Linked DNA regions of Homo sapiens: region 1 is linked to region 2. The links are chromatin loops, found by intact Hi-C in ENCODE. Cell type or tissue: endothelial cell of umbilical vein. All regions are shown on one strand.

Evidence for each region. Hi-C counts contacts between places; a loop is a spot of excess contacts. Peaks named below come from ENCODE experiments on the same cell type or tissue, not always from the same donor. Only the 100,000 strongest peaks of a DNase experiment are listed, where the experiment ranks them.
Region 1: a loop joins it to region 2, with 13 times the contacts of the local background. A loop is called at or near these places in 1 of 110 quality-filtered maps.

Annotation. Positions count from the first base shown.
Region 1 is chr7:106,537,412-106,539,911 of GRCh38, forward strand. No RefSeq gene overlaps it. Among named protein-coding and RNA genes, the nearest start is that of CTB-30L5.1, 60 kb to the right of the region's middle. In endothelial cell of umbilical vein, no CTCF peak of the experiment used is centred here; a DNase peak (open chromatin) is centred at 1,470; H3K27ac peaks cover 2,500 bases.
Region 2 is chr7:107,595,810-107,598,309 of GRCh38, forward strand. DUS4L-BCAP29 (DUS4L-BCAP29 readthrough) reads left to right here. Exons shown (of 13, transcript NR_163941.2): 10 at 58-193. It overlaps BCAP29 (B cell receptor associated protein 29), which reads left to right. Exons shown (of 8, transcript NM_018844.4): 5 at 58-193. Among named protein-coding and RNA genes, the nearest start is that of BCAP29, 17 kb to the left of the region's middle. In endothelial cell of umbilical vein, no CTCF peak of the experiment used is centred here; a DNase peak (open chromatin) is centred at 1,212; H3K27ac peaks cover 2,500 bases.

The DNA of each region.
Region 1 (2,500 bases), 1.1 Mb before region 2:
GACCAGAAAACAAATTATAGTCATGCATCTCATAATGAAGTTTCCTTCAAGGACAAACTGCATATATGGTGGTGGTCTCATATGATTATAATACTGTATTTTACTATACTTTTCCTATGTCTAAACATATGTAGACACACAAATACTTACCATTGTGTTACAATTGCCTACAGTACTCAGTACAGTAGCACGCTGTATAGGTTTGTAGCCCAGGGGCCATAGGCTATATACTATACAGCCTAGATGTGCGGTAGGCTGTACAATCTAGGTTTGTGTAAGTACAGTACACTCTATGATGTCGCACAATGACAAAATCCCCTAGCGATGCGTTTCTCAGAACATACCCCCCTTTGTTAAATGCTGCATGACTATACTTGACTTATACTAACAAATAAGACATTTACTTAAAGTTTACATGTTGCAATGTTTTCTAAAGAAAAGCCATGTTTTTTTGAAAACACCTCATTCAACCGTTCTGTTCCCCTTTGCTTTATTACTCTTCATAGCACTTTTCTGTCATGCTATATTTTTTTACCTTGATTATTTGTCTCCTTTACAAGAATTTAAGTACCATAAAAGAAGAGAGTTGGCCTCTTGTTTTCACTGCTCTGTCCCCACTTAGCACAGTGCCTGGTATACCATTGGTCTCAGTAATTATTTGTTCAGTAAATAAATATACTACAGCAAGGATTGGTAAACATTTCTGTAAAGGGTCAGATAGCAAATACTTCAGGCTTTAAAGGCCAAGAGGCAAAATTGAGGATGTTACTTAGGTACTTATATAACAACTATTAAAAATGTGAAAACCATTCTTAACTCCTAGCCATATAAAAATAGGCAATGACTGGATTTGGCCTGTTGTCCATGGTTTGCCAGCTCCTGAGCTGAAGAATTAACAACTCAACACAAATAAAAACTATCCTTCAACTATCCTTACTTAATCTCATAAATCATTTCTGGTTACTTTCAGGAACAAATGTGGGAGCAATATGATAGTTACCAGTTCTGTGTCTTTCTAGAATGAGACATGTCACTTTTTCACATCTAAATGTTATAAGGTGATAATTTAGGGTAGGAACAGCTCATCGTAGTAACTATTACTAAAGGCCTGCTCTATGTTAGGCACAACACCAAGAACTGTGGGTGCACTTCAAGTTTTAAACTCAGCAGCAAAGACACACGCAGACAATAAAATATATTCTTAATTTTTTGAGAAAAGCAGGCAATCAGCTACAATTTACTCAGAAATTTGAATGAATTCTGTTTTTAAAATTTCCATACAGGGCACATATTAAAGAATGTGTCGTTCTGATTCTAGGATTGTATGGTGCCAAATCATATCCTGTTTCTTACATTTTTCATCTACCAGGATGTTTTTAAGTTTATTCATGTTCCCGTGCATGCATTTATCTCATTGCTTTTAACTACAGCTCAATGTCCCACAGGATGCATCTGCCATATATTACGTATTTACTATTCGGTGGACACTTGGGTGGCTTCCAGTCCCCTGTAGCCATAAGCACACTGTCATGAACATTCTCACACAGTTCCCTTTGCGGACCTGGGGGAAGCTCTGTTTGAAGGCTTCCCCAGATGGGTGTGCTTTTTATAATTTACCAGCAGTGCCCAAGGGTTCCCATTTCTCTGTGAACTCTGTGTCTTTTTAGAAAAAGGGATATCACTTTTTCACCTCTAAATGCAATCCTTGCCTTTAACTATCTAATAATCACCACTATGATGCGTTTAAGGTGATGATTCCCTGCTTTAATTTGCCTTTCTCTGATTGCTGGTGAAAATTGTACAATTCTCCATATTTCTGCCATTTGGGTTTCCCCTTCTGAGACTGGCCTATTTGTAAACTTTGACCATTTTTCTGGTTCTTCTTGCTCTTTTAGAAATTCCTTCGCTGATAATCCATTGGCACTTGGGGATAATGTCAAAAAAAAAAAAAAAAAACAAAAACAAAAAACTTCTCCCAGACTGTCACTTACCTGCTAACTCTATAATGACCATCATCTTAATGACCTTAAATCTTGGATTTGATACAAATTTTCTGCTTTTTAGATTTTTAAAAGAAAACCCTCCTCATTCAGAGACCACAAATGTTCTCCTAGCTTTTTTTTCCTTTGTGTTAGCTCTATCATTTCACTCCTTCCCATTTAGTTACTTAATCCATTGGAGATGATTTTTATATGTCATATGAGACCCTATCTTTTCCCCACTATTTTGGGATGCCTCCACTAGCCTATACCAAGTTCATATATATATAGATATACAGACACACATATATGCATATCAGTAAGTCCTCACTTAACATTATTGACAGGTTCTTGGAAACTCTGACTTTAAGTGAAAAAACATATGAGGAAACCAATTTTGCCACAGACTAATTGATATAAACAAGAGTTAAGCTCCTTTGGCGTATTTCTGGTCACAAAAACATTATGAAACTTCTAAATAAAGACCAAAACACTTGCAATATTAAACACTAAAATAAATC
Region 2 (2,500 bases):
TTAAAATAAGTTTCTGGTGATTGGCCAGTAATACATTATTCTGGTTTTTTTTCTTAGAGTTTTGAGACGTCTGGTTACGCTTATTACTCAACTGGCAAAAGAACTGTCAAACAAAGGTGTACTTAAAACTCAAGCAGAAAATACTAACAAGGCTGCCAAAAAATTTATGGAAGAAAACGAAAAACTAAAAAGGGTATTTAATTTTCTTTGTAAAAATTAAATGTTGTTGGTGTTCCCGAGGAGTAATGTATTTGTTTTCAGCATCAAAAAGAGCATTTTTATATTTTATAAGCAGAAAATGACCATAATTAACAATATTTTATGTAATGATTATTTCAAGAATAGTTTTACTGTTCTTTAGAAATGCTTGTTCACACTAATATTTTTACTATTATTTAGATTTGCTTTTTCTCCATAGTGGATTTATACCATTGGACCTATTTTCTGTGATTTAAGGAGAAAATAGTATTCTGGGAATATGAATTTTAATTCCTTCATTACCGTTAAGTTTACTTTATAATCTAAAGCAAGTCTTTATAACTGTTTCTATTTCTTTTTCAGTTAAAGTATTTTTAAGCCTAGATTTTCGTTTTCTTTTAAATGATTGGTTTATAGAAAGCAGAGAAACGTCATTGATGCTAGATTGATAATTGCACATAATATTTGAAATCTTTAATGTTATTCCTTTATTTTCTATCTTTTGATCTCATTTCACAGTGGCAAAAATAAAAACACAGTCATTAAAGCTTTGATTGATAGTGTTAACTAAACTCAAAAGCACGCAGCCTTGTATTTATAGAACAACTGATCATGTACATATCTTAATTTAAAATTATACACATCATTTTGGAGTAATGATTTGTAACCATCAGAACACTGCTTTTTTTCCTCTTCAATTGTTTTTCTCTTATTCTTTAGCTCTAAGAAAATGGAAAGTGTTATTTTTTTCATACATACCATACTTAATACACTTAAATTAGTCTTGCCCTTTTAAAAAAAGCACCTTCCTCAAAATACTTTTGCAACTTTTCTCTTGGAATTGTTTTCAGAACCATTTACCCATGCAAGGAAACTTATGTCATGATTACCAATTCCTTGACCCTGCGTGATTTATTCTTTCTGTTTGTTTGTTTTCCTCTCCTTTGTTTCCATACTGTCCTGATTTGCTGCTTCCTGCATAGCTGTGACCCAATCAGAGGAGGCACAGATATGCTGGGCTAAAGCCAGTACACAGTGGGGAGAAAGTCTTTGAGCAGCACATAAAAGCAGCTGTCAGTGCCCAGAGTATAACTAATTGACCAATAAAGTGACCAACAAAGGCCATAAGTGAGAATATAAAAGATGACGTCTGTTTCAAGGTACTTCATGTAGGTTTTGAAAAATAAGCTAAGGAAAGATAAGCTTGTGAAAACACCCCCTTTGTTTTGTCCTTCCTTCCTTTCTTTCCTTTCCTCTCCTTCCCTCCCTTCCTCCCCAGACTGATCTCAAACTTTTGGCCTCAAGCAGTCTTCCCACCTTGGCCTCCAGAAGTGCTGGGATTATAGGCAAGAGTTACCGCGCCCAGCCATACCTCTTCATTCTCTATCAGAGACACATTATCCAGTGGAAACTGCATTACCCTGAGATCCGAGAGACTTAGGTGCTAGTTCCAACATGTGACCTAGCACAAATCACCTATGTTAATGGGCCTCAAAGTTCCTTAGCTATAAATAATAGTTAACATTGTGCCAGGTATTGCTTCATATGCTTCACAACAAGGTTTTTAACTGTTAATTTTCACAAAAGTCCCTTGAGTTTGGTATTGTTATTATCTGCATTTTATAGATGAGGAAATGGAGGCATAGAAAGGTTAAGTGACTTGTACAAGATCATTCAACTAATATGTGACAGAACTAAAATTTGAACCTAAGCAGCCTGACTCTAGAATCCACATTCATAACCACATTATTTTGTGCCCTCAACTCCTATGTTATCTGATAGAACAATTTCCACGTGGTACCTATGACCACTTTCTGTTCTGATATTCAGTTAAAGAAATGAAATAATTATGAAAGACCAATTAACTTTTAATTTTACTTCTTCAGTGTGATAGAGCTTTACTTTGTCCTGATTTTTTTTTCCAGCCACGTAACTTAACCAAGGTGGGATAATTTGGATTAGACAGTGAACGCTTGCATTGTTGTAGCTGGTAATCATTAAATTTCAGATTTCAGTGTTCTTGGTCTTTCTCCAGCGTCAAGTTACACATCATAAATTTAGGCAAGTTTACAGGTGCAGTAGTGAAAGCTTATTTACAAGACTAACACAAATCCACCTTTTCCAAGTCAATGGCATGAAAATTCAAGCAGTCAGCGAAAACGTTCCTGCAACTCAATGATTCTCTTCTAATTTGGGTAATCACTGGAGATTTTATGAACTGAATTCAGTGAAGTAATAGCTGGAGTTGTTTTCAACTTGAAGTAGGCAACACATTAAAAGAGATTTGGAGAAATTTTTTTCT